Linked DNA regions of Mus musculus: all the other regions are linked to region 1. A link is a loop called in an ENCODE intact Hi-C map of the cell type or tissue named here. Cell type or tissue: heart. All regions are shown on one strand.

Region 1 (2,500 bases):
GGTGAAAAGTAGGGGAGAGAATGAGTGGGGAACCACAGGGGACGGCGAGGTGGCAGCGTGGGGGTGATGTGGGGAAGAAAACTGGGGCCACCCAGCTGAGATGGGGAGCAGAAGCAACCGGACAAAAACACCGAGAAAAGCAACTGCGGCTAAGACAACGGTGGAACACACACACACACAACCCCCTCTTCCCGGGTTCTCTGGGTTTCCCACAGTCCCTCCGCCTCCGGTTGGAGCGACACTCAGGGGTGTGACCCGCCAGCAAGAGGGCTGCCCGGAGCTTTGTGTCGACCCGCTCCCCCACGAGAGGGCTCCTCCCCCGCGGAGCTGCCCACCCACCCGCGCGCAGCCTCCCGCGTCTCCAAGGAGCCCGCAGCGCCGCGTCCTCGCCCACTCCCGCCGCCCCGCGCCCGCGCCTCCACCCCGGCCCCGGGGACCTTTGTGTCTCGGGGGGACTTTCCGCCTCTTCCCCTCCCGGCGCCCCACGGGGCCAGCAGCCTCCCCAGGAAGCCTCGATCGGCTGCGAACTCTCAGCGGCGGCGCATGGAGCCCCTCCCCCCAGGTCCCCCAACCAGCTCCGCACTCCCGCAGCCCACGCCGCGCGTGGACATGCGACCGACAAGATCCCCACTCGAGCCGCCCGCTGACAGGCGTCACGATCCCTGCCCAGCCCCGCTGCCAACTCACCAGCAAGTGCGGGGACCGCGGGCTCCGGACCGGCGGGCGCGCAGAGCGAGCGAGCGGATGCAGGTCCGGTGGTGGCGGACGCGCCGAGGCGCCTCAGGCTCAGGCCTCCCCCCACCCCCCAACCTCGCGCCTTCCGCTCCGCGAGGGCCGCCGGCCGCCTCACGCGTGGCAGAGCCCCCCGCTCAACATGGCTCCCGGGCCGCGGAGCCTCGCGGACGGCCCAGTACTCCCGGCCACCGAGCCGGGGCGGAGCGAGGCGGCGGGGCGCGGGCTGCCGGACTGCCGGGCGCTGGGTAGACCGCAGCCGCCGCTCTCGTTCGTCTGAGTGCGCGTTGCTTTCTCTCGCTCGGAGGCTGCGGCTTGACGCCTCCGCCTGTTCCCCGGAGCGAGCGAGAGCGGGGGTTAGAAAAAAAAAAAGAAAAGAAAAAAGGAAAAAAAAAAAAAAAAGACTTTTATTGAAACGATCCAACCAGCGGCGGCGGAGAAAAGCGACCGGCTGCGGGAGCTTCCCCACCCCCGCCTGCACGGCTCGCCTGGGGCAGCGCGACCCCTGCCGGCGGTGGCGGCGACGGCGGCATGCGGGGCGGAGCCTTGCCTGGGGGTGGGGCTTATGACTGGGGCGTGGTCTGGGCGGGGCTGGGGGGTATTCCCAGGAAACTTCAAGCGTGGCTTCAAACGCGGCTGGAGAGCAAGGGAGACCCTGTCCGTGGACAGAACGCTGAACAGTGTCTGACCATCGCGATTGGTGAGGAACCGATCGCCACAAATCAGCCCCTCACTGTCCCCTCGCAACAATAAAACTCTGCTTGAAGTATTCCAGGCGCTACTGTACACAGGATGCCTGCCTCAGTACAGTGCTTCAGATGACCCACAAAGAAATACCTCGGTCGATTGCTGCAATTTTCTTCTGTTCTGTGACTGGATATGCGTGGCCAGTGCAGTAATCACCCACGCACAAAGCTTTGATTTCAACCACAGTGTTTTTAAATGTTATTACACTGTTGGCTCTAGGCTGGGGGGGGAGGGTGGAGGGGGGAACTAAAATGGTTACAATAAAACTGTGTTGTGAAAGAGTCAATGCTAAGTTATAGGACCCAGAAAGAGATACTGTTGCAGTGAGTTAGATTCTGTTGCTTGAAGGAGGCAGGCCAAAGAGGTTGGCCCAGTTTCTGTAAATCTTTTTACTTTCTTCTTCCCCAGTTAGGAACAACTGAATGTGTAGACAAACTAAAGTGATCCTGGCCCATTTCTTTCCACAAGTAGGGATAGAAGCTTAAAGTAAAAGCAGACTTAAGTGGCAGAGGAAAATACTGAGAGAACTGAAAGAAGACAGTAGGGTCCGGATGTGGACACCCTAACCAAGAAAAGGTTAACGGTATAAAAGGCCAGTAGGGTGAAGGTTGGGGTTTTTTGTTGTTGTTGTTGTTATGTTTTGTTTTTCTGTTCTTATCACCAGGAAGTGCACGATATATTTTAAATCTCATTATCTACTAAGGACTTCTGAATCGTATCTTTTCTGATTGATGCGCCTTTCCTTGAAGATACTTCCTGCCCTTCTGTCTAGAACTTTGTCGGACACAGCTGGATGTGTTTTCTACAGCTCATAAGGTTCATATATATCAACCGGAGTTCTCCTGTGTCTCCAAAATTACCAGAACTATAGGTTAACAATAATTATCCTCTACAAAGACTTCAACACTTGTTTACCCTATAAAAATGTCCATATTTATACTTCCCTTCAAGAATGAGTGTGTACTTTTGAACAGCAGTTAATGATTTTTTTAATATATGTCTAATTCAGGCAATTTTATAA
Region 2 (2,500 bases), 310 kb before region 1:
AGCTTGGTGAAGGGGTGGGACTCCCCAAATGTTTTTATCTGCAACCCAATAAAGTGAGATGAGTACCCTCATAGGAAGAGGACTGTTACTGCGCCAGCAAGCTGTTGGGGAGGCTCTGTTTCACTCAGGCTTCTAAACCTTCAACGTACAGACTGGAAACAGTATGCTGCTATCACTCCTGGAGTCTAACTACATGTATGTCTCAGATATTCCTTGCTAATAACAGGCTTTACTTTGACAAAAGAACTAGAAAGATGATTTAATGTCTGAGCGACACATTTAGAGTTGGGGAGAGTGTGTTTAAAAATTCACAAGTAGGGGTTGGAGAGATGGCTCGGCGGTTAAGAGCACTGACTGCTCTTCCAAAGGTCCTGAGTTCAAATCCCAGCAACCACATGGTGACTCACAACCATCTGTATTGAGATCTGACACCCTTTTCAGATGCGTATGAAGACAGCTACAGTGTACTTAGATATAAGTAATAAATAAATCTGCCTGGCAGTGGTGGTGCAGAGAAACCCTGTCTCCAAAAAAAACAAAATAAATAAATACATTTTTGAAAAAAAAAAATCACAAGTATTAGGGCCAGGCAGTGGTGGTGCACACCTTCAACTGTAGCACTCGGGAGGCAGAGGCAAGCAGGCAGAGATCTCAGTGAGTTCAAGGCCTGCCTGGTCTACAGAGTGAGTTCCAAGATAGCTAGGGCTGTTACACAGATCACTCTGTCTCAAACAAACAAACAAACAAACAAATCACAAGTATTCACATAAATTTCTATGCAATAGTCATCTATGTTAGCAGTAAAGAACGTATGTGTTTCTTGGCTCCCAGTTTAGAACAGGGCTATGCATGGCACCTGCTACATCCTCTACACCTATGACTACCCTGTTGTTAAAAAGATAGTTTATTAACCCAGTTTGGTAATGACTATGCAAGGCTGGGTGACTCTTGTAGAAGCCCACCCTACTTACCGTATTCTGTAGCTCTCCCCATCCTCCCAAAGCATGGAAATGTCTGAACTTTTCCCCAAACAACCGTCCACAAATGTGGCGCTCTAAGTAGACAGTATGTCCTTCGTTTAACCTGAAAGGGAACAAAACAAAAAAAAACAACAACAAAATGGGTACTGTCCCAGCAGATAGAACACAGCATCTTAGCCAAGCGGATCTTTTCTTTTGTGTCTTCCCCCGGGAGGAGAGCCCTTATAGATAGCATGGCCTCTACATCCCAGCCCATGCTGCCTAGAGAGGCCCAGGCAGTCAACTAAGACGATAGCAAGCCCAGACCAGCAGGTGGCAGCAGAGAAAAGGAAGCGGCAATCTTGCTATTGCCAAGTCTGTGTTAAAATGCGGCAATGTCAGAGAGTTAGCGGCAGGAATAAACTGCACACCTAGACTGTATGGACCTCTGTGACAGGTGCGGCAGGGTCTTTTGAAACTCCGTGGATCATAGAGACCGTAGGGGAGAGAAACAAGAAGTACAGAGGAGACAGCGGTGGCGGTGGGTGGAAAGCAGAAGGATCAACAAGAGCAACCAATAAAACAAAAGAAAACAAAACAACCCATCATACCAAAAGTGATCCCACGTCTTGTTAGTCACTAGGTTTCCTGTCCAGCTATGAGATATTTCATGTGCAATAACCTGAGAGGACAGTGTTAAGGGATTAGTGGTCACACCGGATACCTCATCCTGAAGCAAGTCCTTATTTAAATACTTCAATGTCACATGACTTGATGTTTTTAAAAACGTATTAAAAAATTACTTACTTCGGGAGGAAAATGCAATTTAACCAAGACCAAAAAGGTATAGAACATGCTAATGGATTAGAAACAACTACCACAAAGAAAAAAAAAAAAAAGACATGGAAAGTATTAAATTCAATGAGCATGTAAGCCGATTAAAATGTTTCATACACAGGAAATAACAATACTTGTTTCTGTGATTATGTATCATATATATTTGGCTAAATTTTTCTTTACTCTACTAAACCTAATTGCTGAAGTAGCAAGAGGATAACCCCAGTTTTCTTTTACAATAATAACTTCTAAACAACACAGTGGGTATTTTAACAACTTCTTGAGTGTTAAGATTGTAAGAAGAAATTTTTACTTACGTTGGAGAGTGACTTGTCACCTGCCTACAAAAAAGAAAACATCTTAGAATTTCCATCATCAGATCGATCGACAGGCTGCAGCTGACGACATCTCAGACCTGGCCTGAAGGGTCACTGTATGTCTACTCTGTATGTCAACAGGTTCAACACACAGGCATTAGGAAGCAAACACTGCCTTCTTTCCTTCCCTAATCACAGAAACCTCTTTAACATCAATAGGACTAATAGGCCTAACCCCAGAGAGAGCTCTTTACTTCCATTTCATGTATCTACCCCTCTTTCCTTCTTACTGTGTGTGTGTGTGTGTGTGTGTGTGTATGCGCACGCACGCGCGTGTGTGTATGTGTGTGTATGTAGCTGTGTATGTGCATGTGTATGTGTGTGTGT
Region 3 (2,500 bases), 110 kb before region 1:
CTCTACTGGTTCTGAACATCCTACCTTTTAGCTTCCTCATTAGCCCTGCCTACCTTGCCTCCTGGCTCCAGGCCACATCTGCTGCTGAACTCTGGCTGTACCTTGCCAGCCCCTGCTTGGTATCTGCCTTCCCTGCTCCAGGCCGGCTCCTGTCTCTGTCTCTGGTTACTACATCTACTTTACTGCCCACTTCCACCCCTCCCCCACATTTTTTTTTTTCTTAACACCACTATAGTTAGTCTCTGCAGTGCCTGCTGTGGTAGCTTCCTGTAACTGTAGAACTGTAGAATGTATGTATGAGGAGCTAGCAGTCATCCTCCTTAGCATAGGAGGAAATCTGTCACTATGAAAAGCCAGCACTGGAAAGGCCCGAAGAAACCACCTTGCCCCACTGGCTGCAGCTCTAACAAGCAAGGATCCCAAAAGGAGAGAGAGAGAACACTTTTATTCTTATTATTTTTCTTATTTCTTCTTCTTCTTCTTCTTCTTCTTCTTCTTCTTCTTCTTCTTCTTCTTCTTCTTCTTCTTCTTCTTCTTCTTCATCATCATCATCATCATCATTATTATTGCTCGGTGCTTGTCTTAGTGTGCCTTCAATGGCTGTAATAAAGCACCATGACCGAGAGCAACTTGAGGAGAAAAGGGTTTATTTCTGTCATGAAGGGAAGGCTGGGTAGTAACCAGGATGCAGGAGCTGATGCAGAGGCCATGCAGTAAGCTCTGCCTACTGGCTTGCTTCCTGTGACTTGCTCAGCCTGCTTTTCTCTACCACTCAGGACTTCCTGCCCATGGGTGGCACCGCCCACAGTGGGCTGGGCCCTCCCACATCAATCATTAATCAAGAGAATGCCCTCCAGATTTTCAATAGGCAATCGGATGGAGGCGTTTTCTCAATTAAGGTCCCTTTGTCCTAGATGACTCTAGCTTGTGTCAAATGGACAAAAAAATAAACCAGGACAGGGCCAGAGACTGAGCCCAAGGCTCTGTCTCCAATATGGAATGTCAAAAATCCATACAGCAAAGACAGGGTAGGAGTGTATTTCTGTCCACTTGGGGCGCTGATGTCCCCGTGATGACTCGCATCATTAGATCTGGCCACTCAAAATGGAGAACCATTGCAATTATTCCCCAACCCAGCCCAGAAAGGCTTATGCTGGCAGAACAGTCTTATGGTTCAATTTATTGAGGACAAACACTCTTGGAGGAATGTTTAAAGGAGCCAGGGTAAAATTAGAGCTGAACCCAGCAAGCGGCAGCTGCAAAGGGCAGGAGAGAAAGATGCCCTCAGCATCCAGCTCGAGTCTCCTAGGGAAGGGTGTCCTGCCAGACCAGCAAGAAGAGGAGTTCCTCGTTTGCAGCACCCTCTGGGTGGCACAGTGACCGCTCAGGCGAGTCTGAGGAGCCCTGCCGCTGCCAAGTGGCCGCATTTGGTGAGCTGGTTCACACTGCAGTTGACTAATGCCAGAAAACAAAGAAATCTTAACCCAAACCATGAGAAAACTTCGAGGCTGGCAGCTGGTGGGGCAGGTCAGCTCTTAGGAGCCAAACTTAGGGTGTGTTATTCTTAGAAGTTTGGGATGGTGTGTGTGTGTGTGTGTGTGTGTGTGTGTGTGTTCCAAACTTAAGATTGAGACAATGGGTGTTCCAGCTCTGCCTAGCCTGGTGCCTAGGACCAGCATCCAGCACTGAAGGCATGCTAGGCCTTCCTGAGGGCCACTGCTGAGCAGGGGCAACTTTAAGAAGCACCCCACTCACAAAGGCTGCTCTAACAGATAACCCCAGACTTGGTAGCTCAAAGTAACAGAATTTTAGTGTCCCCCAGGAAGCCAAAAATCCAAAGTGAGCTGTCTGCTGGGCCCCTGGATGGCTTCAAGGAAGATTACCACCACCTCCCATCCCCCAAGCCCTGGTAGCTCCCAGCAGTCCTTGGTGTTCCATAGCTGTATCCCTCATTCTCCACCTGTCTTTACATGTGTGTTTTTTCTTTCTTGAGTGGCCCTCTTGTCCTCTTATAGGACACTAGTCGTTTGTACTTTGCGCTTACCCTGAGTCTCAACATCCCTTGGCCAATTTCATCTGCAGAGATCTCATTTCCAAATAAGGTCACATTCTGAGTTTCTGAGGGGGCATGAGTTCTTGGGGGGGAATACCGTTCAACCACACTGTGGGAGTAGAGAAGGCTGTCTTGTTAAAAGTAGCTCAGGTGGGTGGGGTCAAGGAGCCTTTCAGAAGTGCTCCCTCCTTAGGGGCAAAGGTGACTCAACCTTGCCTGAACCATTTAGGGCTGACTCTATCCCTGTTAGAGCCCCTGAGAGCCCACAAGCCCCAGGCAGAGATGGGGCAGGGCCTACACTGCTCACACACAGTAACACTTGGGGGCTTACCGGACTCACTCTGGTTCTGTTTTTACAGAGCCTGGATACTTCCATAGGAAAGTTTCTCTTGGGGTTTGTGGGTAGTTTGCTGGCTAACGGACAGGGTGGGCATGCGTCCTGTGGGT

Evidence for each region. Peaks named below come from ENCODE experiments on the same cell type or tissue, not always from the same donor. Only the 100,000 strongest peaks of a DNase experiment are listed, where the experiment ranks them.
Region 2: it touches region 1 in a loop (5-fold over the local background); 4 of 42 quality-filtered maps call a loop at or near these places.
Region 3: a loop joins it to region 1, with 3 times the contacts of the local background. A loop is called at or near these places in 12 of 42 quality-filtered maps.

What each region holds. Positions count from the first base shown.
Region 1 is chr10:93,159,388-93,161,887 of GRCm38, reverse strand. It overlaps Cdk17 (cyclin-dependent kinase 17), which reads right to left and starts at 1,012. Exons shown (of 17, transcript NM_146239.2): 1 at 688-1,012. In heart, CTCF peaks have their summits at 1,038 and 1,237; DNase peaks (open chromatin) are centred at 577, 697 and 1,277; H3K4me3 peaks cover 1,980 bases; H3K27ac peaks cover 2,049 bases.
Region 2 is chr10:93,470,437-93,472,936 of GRCm38, reverse strand. It overlaps Lta4h (leukotriene A4 hydrolase), which reads right to left. Exons shown (of 19, transcript NM_008517.2): 9 at 2,114-2,137; 10 at 1,571-1,641; 11 at 972-1,083; 12 at 1-38. Among named protein-coding and RNA genes, the nearest start is that of Hal, 17 kb to the left of the region's middle. In heart, a CTCF peak has its summit at 1,279 (motif pointing right); a DNase peak (open chromatin) is centred at 1,296.
Region 3 is chr10:93,272,108-93,274,607 of GRCm38, reverse strand. All of the region lies in intron 2 of Elk3 (ELK3, member of ETS oncogene family), which reads left to right. Among named protein-coding and RNA genes, the nearest start is that of Gm32551, 12 kb to the left of the region's middle. In heart, a CTCF peak has its summit at 1,053; DNase peaks (open chromatin) are centred at 787 and 2,337; H3K27ac peaks cover 542 bases.